2 separate regions of the Homo sapiens genome follow, and region 1 is linked to region 2. The links are chromatin contacts, found by Hi-C or POLR2A ChIA-PET in ENCODE. All regions are on one chromosome and are shown on one strand. The core of a region is the stretch at or near the end of the contact, and the rest is flanking DNA. Distances in the headings are between cores, read along the strand shown.

Region 1 (6,453 bases), core at 3,415-5,914, 1.0 Mb after region 2:
ATTAGATGCTTTTGTTTCTTTTTTAAAGAGTTTTTTTGTGGAGTTATTCATGCCTTTAGACAAGTAGATAATGTAACAAACTTCCATCAACACATGGCTGTCTTTTTATTATTTTTAAGCAAATGCGAGACATAAAATTTCATCTGTAAACTCAACTCTCATGTTATCTGTAAATTTCAAGGACTTTAAAATATATATGGCAACAGTGCTATTTTTGTCCCTATGACAATTAACAGTAATCTAGTCATCTGGTCAGTGTTTTAAGTTTTCTGTTGTTCATCAGTATCTTACTTTTCTTTTTTTTTTCTTAATGGTTTGTTTGAATGAGGATCCAGGTAATATCCACACATCGAGTGGTTAAAATGGGCTTTAAAACTTTGTATTGCTTATAAAGGATTGGAGGCTTGGCTGGGCACCATGCCTCATGTTTGTAATCCCAGCACTTTGGGAGGCTGAGGCAGGCAGATCACTTGAGGCCAGGAGTTCGAGTCTAGCTTGGGCAACATGGCAAAACCCCATCTCTACTAAAAATACAAAAATTTGCTGGGCGTGGTGGCGTGTGCCTGTAATCCCAACTACTCTGGAGGCCAAGGCACAAGAATCACTTGAACCCAGCAGGCAGAGGTTGTAGTGAGCCAAGATGGCACCACTGTACTCCAGCCTGGGTGACAGAGTGAGACTCTGTCTCAAAAAAAAAAAAAAGGAAGAAAAAAAGGGATTGGAGGCTAGATGGATCACAGTGACACCTACAAAGATTGGACTGGAATGGACCTGTATTAGTAGTATGTGGCATAGATTCAGGCAGAGGTTTGTGTTAGGGGCCTCAGGCCAGGTAGTTATTCTGGAGCTGGATAATCTATAACCTGGGGCCCCTGCCGGCTTAAAGTCCCTGGGAAACATAGCAGCTCAGGTGACTTCAGTGCCTTATGGGACACGGACGCAGCCCGAGTGCTACCTGGTACACATCTGAGTTGTAGTCCTTTTCCTGTGTCTTTTTCATTGCTCTGGCATCAGCTGCTACTCAGTCTCCTTAAAATTGATGTTGGGTTCTTACTGCAGGACAAGAAGCCTGTTTGTCTGTCAGGACGGCAGCTGACATTCATTTTGGCAACAGAGTATGCCATGTGGTTATGGGGTACGTTATGAGCTGGTAAGAAGAAAACAAACAGGCCCTCCAGCCTCATAGGTTTTTGAGGAATTGGTAATGATGTTTAAGGTTTGGGTAGTAGTAGCCAAAGGCCATGCCTGCAAGAACTTCTTGTTGATTTGGGTGATATTTTTTGGTCAGTCTCTTACTGGACCATGACTCCCACTACTTCCCCAAGGACAATCTCATACTGGCCTGTGATCCTAGGTTCTTTCCAAGGATGGAGTGTCTGTGAGCAGTTATCTTTTGATAGGAGAACTTGTCCTGCTTTGTGCCATCTAATGGCAGCATAGTGTCATAGGTCTTATGGCAGGTGAGCAGTGGTTCACCAGCTTGTCTGCCTGCAGGGAGCCTGGTTTGGCTATCTGCTACATTGTCTCTCAGAACCTGCTGTCCTAGGTAGCTACAGCAAGACTCTGGACTTGGGTAGAGAATGCTCAGAGCCATAGCACAATGGCCAGATCTGCCTGTTTTCGTCCCCTCCTCCAACATTATTATGGAAAATTCCAAATACATAAAAGTTGAAAAATTATACAGGTACAATAAACATTGTGCTATATTTGCCTCAGCAGATATCTGTATCCATTCATCAGTCCATCTGATATTTCAAAGTAAGCTCAAAACATTAGTTCACATTACTTGTATAAACTGCAATATATCTATCTTTTTTATTTTTAAATTAAATTAAATTAAAAAAAAAATTTTTTTTTTGAGACAGAGTTTCGCTCTTGTTGCCCAGGCTGGAGTGCAGTGGCATGATCTTGGCTCACTGCAACCACTGCCTCCCAGGTTCAAGTGATTCTCCTGCCTTAGCCTCCTGAGTAGCTGGGATTACAGGCGCTCGCCACCACGCCCAGCTAATTTTTTGTGTTTTTAGTAGAGACGAGGGTTCATCATATTGGCCAGGCTGGTCTTGAACTCCTGATCTCAGGTGATCCACCTACCTCAGCCTCTCAAAGTGCTGGGATTACAGGCGTGAGCCACCGTGCCCAGCCTAATTTTTTTTGACAGAGTCTTGGTCTTGTCGCTCAGGCTGGAGTAGTGTGATCTTGGCTAACTGCAACTTCCACCTCCTGGATTCAAGAGATTCTCCTGCTTCAGCCTCCAGAGTAGCTGGGGCTACAGGCACCCACCACCTTGCTGGGCTAGTTTTTGTATTTTTAGTAGAGATGGGGTTTTGCCATGTTGGCCAGGATGGTCTTGAACTCCTGACCTCAGGTGATCTGTCCACCTTGGCCTCCTAAAGTGTTGGGATTATAGGCATGAGCCATTGGGCCTAACCCAGTATATCTATCATTAATTAGAATTCAGTATTCGTTCAATTTTTTGAGGTATAATTTACATACAGTGAAACTTAAGAATCTTAAGTGTACTTTTGGATGAGTTTTGATCATTGCTTCCAATTTGGTAATCCAAAGCCCTATACAAATATACACATAAACATCATTACAGACAGTCACTGGACACTTCTTCCTATTCAGTCCTTCCCTGAATTTTTTGAGACAGGGTCTCAACTTCTGTCACTCCCAGGCTGGAGTGCAGTGGCTGGATCACGGCTTACTGCAGCCTTGACTTCCTGGGCTCAGGTGATTCTTCCACCTCAGCCTCCTGAGCAGCTGGGACCATAGGCATACACCACCACGCGTGGCCCATTTTTTTATTTTTAGTAGAGACGGAGTCTACTTCTGAGGCACTGTTTTGTTTTTTTATTCACATTCATATAAAGTAAGTTAAAATGTGATTTTTAAAATAACCCTCCTTCCTTTTTTATTTTTTTTGAGGTAGGTTCTTACTCTGTTGTCCAGGCTGGAGTGCAGTGGTGCGATTACAGCTCACTGCAGCCTTGACCACCTGTGCTTAAGCAGTTCTCCCACCTTAACCTCCCAAGTAGCTGGGACTACAGGTGCGTGCCACCATGCCTGGCTAATACTGTTTATTTTTGTAGAGACGAGATCTCACTGTGTTGCCCAAGTTGGTCTCAAACTCCTGACTAAAGCGATCCACCTGTCTTGGCCTCCCAAAGTGCGAGGATTACAGGCCTGAGCCACAGTGCCCAACCAAAGTAAACCTTCTTTTGAGAGTTATGCACGTGGATGCTTGTACTTTTTCCTGTTTATTACCAAGTATTGGCTTCTATTCTATGAATAAATTATAATTTGTTCATTCTTCTTTGTCAGATATATCCTTAGTAAATATTTTCTCCCAGTCTGTGGTTTTTTGTTTTTTGTTTTTAATTTTTTGAGACAGAGTCTCACTCTGTTGCCCAGACTGGAGTACAGTGACGCGATCTTGGCTCACTGCAACCTCCGCCTTCTGGGTTCAGTTGGTTCTTGTGCCCCAGCCTCCCGAGTAGCTAGGACCACAAGCGCACACCACCAGTCCCAGCTAATTTTTTGTAATTTAGTAGAGATGAGGATTTGCCATGTAGGCCAGGCAGATCTGGAACTCCTGACCTCAGGTGATCCACCTGCCTCGGCCTCCCAAAGTGCTGGGATTACAGGCATGAGCCACCATGCCTGGCCCTCATTTATTTTCTTTTTGATATCTTTTGGCAAGCGGAAGTTTTGTCATTTTGATGAAATACAATTTATTAGTTTTTTGTTTTATAGTGAATGGTTCCTCTTCTCTGTCTTAAAAAATCTGCTTCCTCTCAAATCATGAGGATAATCTTATTTATTTTAGAAGCTTTACATTTACATCTGTGATCCATCTCAAATTAATTTTAGTGTATGGTGTGATAGGGATTGAGTTTCATATTTTTACATGAATATATACACTTCTAGCTCTATTGTTGAAAACACTTTTCTTTCCTCGGTGTTGCTTTGGAGTCTTTGTCAAAAATGAAATGACCAGGCAGGGCATGGTGGTTCACGTCTGTAATCCTAGCACTTTGGGAGGCAGAGGTGGGCAGATGGCTTGAGCCCAGGAGTTCAAGACCAACCTGGGCAACATGGTGAGACCCTGTCTCTACAAAAAATACAAAAGTTAGCCAGGCATGGTGGTGTGCACCTGTATTCCCAGCTAGTTGGGAGGCTGAGGTGGGGGGATCACCTGAGCTTTGGGGAGGTTTTAGGCTGCAGTGAGCTGTGATTGCACCACTGCATTCTAGCCTGGGCAACAAAGTGAGAAGTTGTCTCAATTAAAAAAAAAAAAAAAAGAAATGACCGTATAATTACGGGTTATATGCTCTCTATTATATAGTGTCATTTGTGTATTTGTTAACCCTTATGCCATACAACACTGTCTTTTGGTTACTCTGCTTTCCTAGTAAATCTTGAAGTCAGGTAGTACAAATCCTTCAGTTTTCTGTTTTTAAAGATTGCGTTAGATATTCTGGGTCAGGGGTTGACCAACTAAAGCCTGTGGGCCAAATTTGGCCTGTTGCCTGTTTTTATATGGTCTACCTGATTGAGCTACCATTGTGAGACATGGAGACCAAGCTGGATTTTCTCTCCCTTCCTTCCTCATTTCTCCCTCCACTGTTGGCAGCTTTGGGCACCAAGTGGTGGAATCTGGGAGTTGATGACTCAGTCACCTTTGACCAGCTGCCCAAATTGAGATGACTGGGCTCTTTGGGAAGTTGGAAAGGCACACCAGGATCTGAGTGTCACTGTGGTGGAGAGTGAAAATGACCACAGTGCAGATTATCTGTTTGTCATATTGGTTTTGATAAATTGTACTTTTCAGGGAATTTGCTCATTTCATCTAAGTTGTCATATTTATTGACATAAAGTTATTCATAATAGTCTTGTTCTCTTAATGTGTATGGGATCTATAATTACTTTGCTCTTTTATTATTTCCTTCTGTTTACTCTGGGTTATTTCCTCATTTTTAGCTTACTAAAGGTGGGACCTGAGGTCATTGATTCTACAGCTTGCTCTTTGAATACAGAGTTAGAGGAAAGATAATGTTATTAAGACATTAATAAAGAAGGGAAAATGTATTTACTGTTTATTAAGTGGAAGTAGATTGTGTTCAGTAGGCTGAGGAGGAGGAAGAGGAGGAGGGAGGGACTGGTCTTGCTGTCTTGGAGATAACAGACTGGAGAGGTGGAGGGGAGGCGGAAGAGGCAGGGACACTTGGTGTAAATTTTTTTTTTTTTTTTTTGAGATAGGGTCTCAACTTCCGTCACTCCCGGGCTGGAGTGCGGTGGCTGGATCATGGCTTACTGCAGCCTTGACTTCCTGGGCTCAGGTGACTCTCCCACCTCAGCCTCCCAAGCACCTGGGACCACAGGCATACACCACCACGCCTGGCTCATTTTTGTATTTTGAGTAGAGATAGAGCTTCACTATGTTGCCCAGGCTGGTCTCTAACTTTTGGGCCCAAATGATCCGCCTGCCTTGGCCTCCCAGAGTGCTGGGGTTATGGGCTTGAGCCACTGTGCCCAGCCAACTTGGTGTAACTTTTATTGAAAAAATTTGTGTTTAAGCGGACATGCACAGTTCAAACTCATATTGTCAACTATTAACATTTTAAAGTGATCATTTTCCCTCTAAGCTCTACTTAACTGTGCTATACAAATGTTGATGTATTTTATCATTTGGTTCAAAATGTTTTCTAATTGCCCTTGTGGGCCTTCTTTGACCCATTGATTTATTTAGAAGTAGTGGTTTAATTTTTACATATTTGAGGTTTTCCTAGGTCCTTTTCTGTAATTGATTGCTGAGTTAATTCTGTATCATCAGTGAACATTTTTGATATATTTTCACTGCTTTCCTTTTTATTGAGATCTCTTTATGGTCCAGCACGTGTTCTGTCTTGGTGAGTGTACAGTGTGTACTTGAAAGGAGTGTGTTTTCTGAAGTTGTTGGGTGTAGTGTTCTATAAATGACAATTATAGCTCTGTGATTGATGGTGTTTAGATGTTGTGGATCCACGTTACTGATTTCGTCTAGTTAAGCAACTGCAGATAGAATTGGACAGCTGGTGTGGATTTACATATTTTTTTCTGTAATAAATACATCATTTTTTGCTGCATGTATTTTGAAACTTTATTATTGGTGCTGTTATATAATTATTATGTCTTCTTGATTATGCCACCATTATGTAATATCTTTTTTATGTTTGATAATACTCTTTTTTGAAATTTACTTTATCTCATACTTATATTGTTTTTTCTTTGTAGTGATGGGTAGTTGTGAAACACTTTATTTTTGTTTTCAGAATGTGACTGTGATGCACCTGGATATGCTTTGTGTATGTGTATGTATTTATCCTACTTGTGGTTGATGATGATCTTGAATCTGTACATTTTTCATTTACCAAATTGGGAAAATTTTATCATTTTCCTTCCAAATATTTT
Region 2 (5,736 bases), core at 2,403-4,902:
TTTTAATGCAAATAAGATTTTTGAGGTAGACACCAAGGTGCACCACTCAGATCCCCCTTCAATAAAGACTTGTTGTCCATGGGCTGAGAGTGTTGCCAGCCCCTTCAGGGTTGTTGCAGCTGCAAAGAACTGCCTTGACCCAGGAGGTCACACTCCATCCTGGGGAGGCCCTCATCCAGTGATTGGTCAATGTGAAGGTATAAAAGCCCAATCATCTCAACCCAACTGGGGACCCCCCTGGAGAACCATTATAGTTCCACTGCTCCTCATGGGGTCAACCAAGGCTGTCACTGGGCCCAAACCCCAGTGCCCCTTATCTCTCTGCCCAATCCTTCTTCCTTCTCCTGCTTCCACATGTGTTAATCCAAGACTAGTCCTTCTAGTGAACATCCTTCTCACCAGACTCTGGCTCAAATTGCATCCTCGGGAACGCTATCTACAAGACTTTTGAAACCATGTGATGGGTTCATTTGGATCCTACTGATCCAGACACATTCCTCCCTTCCACTCTCTTGCCCTATTCTGCTGCATGTTTGTTTTCAAATATACCAAATTCCTGCAGTTCTCAGAATTATTGTGTTTGGTGGATCCAAAATAAGGTTTCAACCCTATGATGGCATCCAAACTTCTGTAGACTATGGTATAGAGACCACTCATAGATAACACATTTTTTCACTTTACATCCTTCTTAGAGGAATGGCTCTTAGGTGTACATTCTCTATAGCACCTGGCACAGAGCTTTGCTCACAAAAGATACTCAATAAATAAATAAAATGTGTGTGGATTAGGTTACTTGGCAGCAAATACTCTGTTGCAGGACCAAATCGCTGTCAACAAGGGCATGCTCAAAACAGCTCTTCTACTAGAACCAAAGCAAAACTCCAGAGACACGAGAGACAATTGACATATAAAATTTACAAATGTCTTCTATGGTTGAGATCAGAAATTCTTTCAAGGAAAACTAAAGCACAACCTCAGCAGTGACTCATACTCAAGGTATTTAAGGAAGTAGCAAGAAGTACATTGGGCTGTCTTTTCAACTCCAATTTATCACATCTCAGAATCTCCCCTTTACGAAAGATTTATTCTTGAACAATTCCATACTAAATCTTTCCTCTTCTCCTGTTGAATCTTTATGCAAGTAGAGTCAAAGACAAAGAATTCCTTTTTCCACCTATTCATAGAATATCCTTTCTAATCCCAAGGCCCCTTACTTAATGCCATTTTTCTATCCATTCAGGATCCCTATGAACAAACTCCTATGATTCCAGTTTGTGTGTAAGTACACATAGTTAATTATGATGGACTATACATTCCTGAAGCTAACTGTGGCCACTTTAAGAAGAACCTCCTTCCAAAAACAAACAAACAAACAAAAAAAACAAAAAAAAAAAAAAGAAGAAGAACCTCCTTCTTAAAAGGCCCTTGGAAAGTAAGTATAGTGATTTAAATAACTAGCTGGGTGTGGTGGTTCACACCTGTAATCCCAGCATTTTGGGAGGCTGAAGTGGGAGAATTGCTAGAGCCTAGGAGTTCAAGACCAGCCTGGGCAACATAGGGAGACCCCATCTCTACAATAAATGAAAAATTAGCCAGGTGCGGTGGCACGTGGCTGTGTTCCCCGCTACTCAGGCAGCTGAAGTGGAAGGATCACTAGAGCCCAGGAGTTTGAGACCAACCTGGGCAACATAGGGAGACACCATCTCTACGAAAAATAAATTAACCAGGTGTGGTGGCATGCACCTGTGCTCCCAGCTACTTGGAAGGCTAAGGTGGGAGGACGGCTTAAGCCTAGGAATTTGAGGCTGCAGTGAGCTGTGATTGCACCACTGCACTCCAGCCTGGGAAACAGAGCAAGACCCTGTCTCAATAAATAAATAAAATAATTAACTAAAAATTTCAGAAAAAATAAATAATCCATTTGCTCCCAAAAGATCTCCAAGAGAATACTACCATGACCATACAGGCAGGATAATTTATCCTTGATCATGAGTAATACATTTGTCTTTGCATTTTTGTATTGGTAGATAAACAGCTCATATTATGAAAAATCATTATGAAACAGCTCTTAAAGACATAAGGAAGAGGAACATGGATAAAAAAACAGGTAGTAGAAGTTGGTGGGAGAAAAGGGATAACAGATCACCCTTAAACAAGCCAGAAACTTAATTATCACCTTTAGTTAAATCCAAACACCCAGTCTCCTGTTTCAAGGAGACCAACTCACAGAATATTTTTCATGACTAACCTTATGTTTGCAACTGAAGATTAAAAACTAAATATTATTTGACAAGTTTTTATATGACGACATAAAGAGTGGCTAGTGCCCGCTGTTGACTCAGACATTTCTGCCAACCTCTTTTGCCTGCCAAAATATAGCTTCAATAAGCACACATAAATTTTATTTTTAATAAATAACCACAAAATAGTTTCATAAACATACTAAACTGTGGATAATTGTAGCTCACAATGAGTATGTGTTACAGTTTCGGTAAATAGAAGTTACACAGTCTGAAGCTGGCACACGCTAACCCCATCGTATGGATTGATGTCAAACCAGCTCACGCTGGAACACCCTGGTGATTTTCTTGGTAAGCGGCCTATGTGCTAACTACTTGGGCTCCTGCCTTCTTCCAGCAGTCCTCCTGTTAGTCTACGCAGACATTAGGTTTCAGAGTCCTGAGAATTTAAAAGGATAGCTGAGGTCTCTGCTTGGTGTCCCAAAGGGTCTTTGCGGTAAGAAAAGTTCCTTATGCCCTGACCAACATGTAGACACCTATAATACTTTAAAATGAATAAATAAAGGGCATTTGGGGAAATAAATACTGATGTGATGAGAAGGAACCAGTGAGAATAAACTGTTCTTTCTAACTAACTTTTCTTGGAATTTACATGTTCCTTTTACTCAAAAGATCCTTTTGGAAGAGTGTATTGCCTTTTCCTCTGTTGGCAGACATTTCTTTCTCTTTTTTTATTTTTTTATTCCTTGAAAAAAGCAGCTTATTGAAAGCTTAATGAGTTTTTCTTTTCTGTGTTAGAAATCAGGTTTATTTTTAAGCTTCTTTGACCACACATGTGCTTTGATGAACTTCCCTCCCATTCGTGGAAAAGAGCTCTAGGTTCCTAACACTTCCAGCTCCAATTCTCCACATTCTCCTTCACTTCACATCGACCCCTGGGAAACTTAGAGTGAGAAAAAGTCAAAGGGGGAATTTTTTTTTTTTTTTTGTAATGTACTGAGCTTCCTTTTGAAGACGAGGAAAGAGAGTTTTATCTTCAGTAAAAACAGGCCCTTTTGTGGAAAGGAGACGTGATGACTGATCAAACAGCATTCAGCATTCCAGGGATGCCAAGATATCGCTGGGTTAAATGGTGGAGATGACCCAAAGACCCTGCGCTGTTTGAAAATAAATAAAATTACTCCGGCAACATATTCCGCATTCCTGTTTGTACTCGGCAATCTACATGCTTTAGATTCTGCCTGTGGTTACCTTCACTCAGGTCTTAGCTCACAGTTGAATTTATTCAGTCAGAATTTACTGCAAACTTCCTTATGGGATGCATGAAACTGGGCCCTAGGATGGATGGGGCAGTGTGCATGGTAAGGAGGCAGGATAGAGCAAGAGGGTGGCCCTGACACCAGGAAGTGCTCAGCCTGAGGCCTTGGAATATTGCAGAGCCATGGATTAAGGGCCTCATGGGCACAGGGAGAGAGTGACTCACTCTGCTGGAGGTTGACCTCCATCAGGAGGAATGCCTCGTGGTGTTTTGTGACCTATGAAACATTGGCAGCCTGCAGTGCTGCCGCACAATTCTGTTATGTTTTTCAGCACTGCCAAGGGTAGATTTCTCATCTTAACCTCAGTCCTCCTCCAGTCTGCATCCTTTATAATCCTACACAACCCCCAGCAATGGTTCTCTAAGCACACCCTCCCTGACTCCAGTTAACCATTTTTTCTATCCTCACCCCAAATTAAATTCAACTCTCTTTGTGTATTTCTTGTTAAACAGCTATGTGTAGAAAGCTATGCAGGACACAGAGGTGCAAGATCTTGTGCATCAAAAAGCTTATCACCCAGTAGGAGAGTTAAACACGTAAAAATTTAAGTGGAAAAAAAATGTAATAGAACTGCAAGTGCTGTGAGCACTTAGACAAGGTAGTGACACACTTTGGTTCAGCGAGATTGTGAAGTTTTCACAAAGGTTCTGGCACATAAACTGAACCAAGATGCATGGACACGTTTCCTAGAGCTCCAAGGAACAGCATGAGCAAAAGACTAAAGTTATGTGGGTAGGCAGCCAAGGGTGTTTGAATTTGAGTGTGGCCAGGGCATAGGATAGTCAGAGAAACAGAAAAAGAGCTGAAAGGGTTGGTTCGGGCCAGATCAAATCCAAATCAAGGTAAGTAAAAGTTACTCTGTGAGTAATGGGGAAGAGTTGAAGTTTTCCTAGGAAAAAAATAACTTCCATTGCCCTGTGGTTAAGAATGCTAACCCTGGTCCTGGCTAACACGGTGAAACCCCGTCTCTACTAAAATTACAAAAAATTAGCCAGGCGTGGTGGCGGGTGCCTGTAGTCCCAGCTACCCGGGAGGCTGAGGCAGGAGGATGGCGTGAACCCGCGAGGCGGAGCTTGCAGTGAGCCGAGATCGTGCCTCTGCACTCCAGCCTGGGCAACAGAGCCAGACTCCGTCTCAAAAAAAAAAAAAAAAAAAAAAAAAAAAAAAAAAAAAAAAAAAAAAAAAGAATGCTAACGCTGGAAGCAGTGAGAAGGATTGATTAGACAGGATCAAGGCAGGAGCTGGAATGGACCCATGTAAAGGACCCAATAAGAGTGAGCATAGAAGACTTTTAGATAAGAAGCCCTGTAGAGGCTGAAATAAACGTTTTCCTAACATGGACAAGCAAGGCTCCACCGTCCTTCCACTTTTCCTTTTTTAGCAATCAAGCAAGCAACCAAAGACATCAGATGTTAATAAAATGAAATGGCTATAGACAGCACTGTACAGAACCAATAGAACCTTCCACAGTAATGGATACTAGGCACTTGATGTGGAATCACTCTGACTAAAGAACTGAATTTTTCATTTTGTTTAATTTTAATTACTTTTAGTTGGCATAGCCCTATGTGGCTAATCCTACTTTATGGGACCGTGTAGCTCTAAAGAATAAAATTATATTGACTGAACCAGAGATTCAAAGCATTTTGGAAAAATTTACATTATTCTTCTACCGGCCATCAGACTTCAGTGGTGTTGCTGGATTTAGAAGATGGTGTCTACCTATCAAAAGCCCCATGTTTACATATAAGAAGATGCAGTGCCTGTATTTAGCTCAGGCATGAAAAAACTTCAAAACATTTTCACTTTCAAAAGGGATCCCTTTGAGTTGTCCAGAAGGGCCATCTTATCTCCCTTCTACTCAGGATAGCCTATCAGTGGGCAGTAAGATCATGGAGGTCAGGAAGAGGGTGACTAGTTCTCTCTGACTTCAGAGAGGAGGACCTGTCCTCGACTATCTATTTTCCAATGAAAGTTTCCCAATAAGTCATTGCCCCATTATAACCTAAGCACAGCAGAATGGCCATGGTATGTCATTAAGTGTTTTTGTAAGTTGATTTGTGGTGTTAACTTTCTGGATCATAGAAATGGTTTTCCTCAGTATTTTTTCTTCTGTAGGTTTGGAGTCAAGAATTATAATCAGTTGCTAAGACTTTGAATTCTCCAGGTAGTTATTT

The links. A loop is a pair of places that touch in the nucleus more often than their neighbours do. ChIA-PET counts read pairs that join two places held with the same protein, here RNA polymerase II (POLR2A).
Region 1: a map of heart right ventricle shows a loop between it and region 2 (9-fold over the local background). The contact joins two enhancer-like sites. A Hi-C loop is called at or near these places in 1 of 168 maps with a recorded cell type or tissue (heart right ventricle). POLR2A ChIA-PET finds 5 or more read pairs at or near these places in 1 of 52 experiments (Caco-2).

Annotation. Positions count from the first base shown.
Region 1 is chr2:227,498,952-227,505,404 of GRCh38, forward strand. The region is part of intron 2 of AGFG1 (ArfGAP with FG repeats 1); the gene reads left to right. Among named protein-coding and RNA genes, the nearest start is that of AGFG1, 30 kb to the left of the region's middle. Within about 2 kb of position 4,665, at least 13 of the 41 ENCODE cell types and tissues checked have a DNase peak (open chromatin) inside an H3K27ac peak, as active enhancers do; they include heart right ventricle, where a contact is called at or near this core.
Region 2 is chr2:226,474,824-226,480,559 of GRCh38, forward strand. No RefSeq gene overlaps it. Among named protein-coding and RNA genes, the nearest start is that of MIR5702, 180 kb to the right of the region's middle. RefSeq lists an enhancer at 3,102-3,652 and a silencer at 3,290-3,584. Within about 2 kb of position 3,653, at least 15 of the 41 ENCODE cell types and tissues checked have a DNase peak (open chromatin) inside an H3K27ac peak, as active enhancers do; they include heart right ventricle, where a contact is called at or near this core.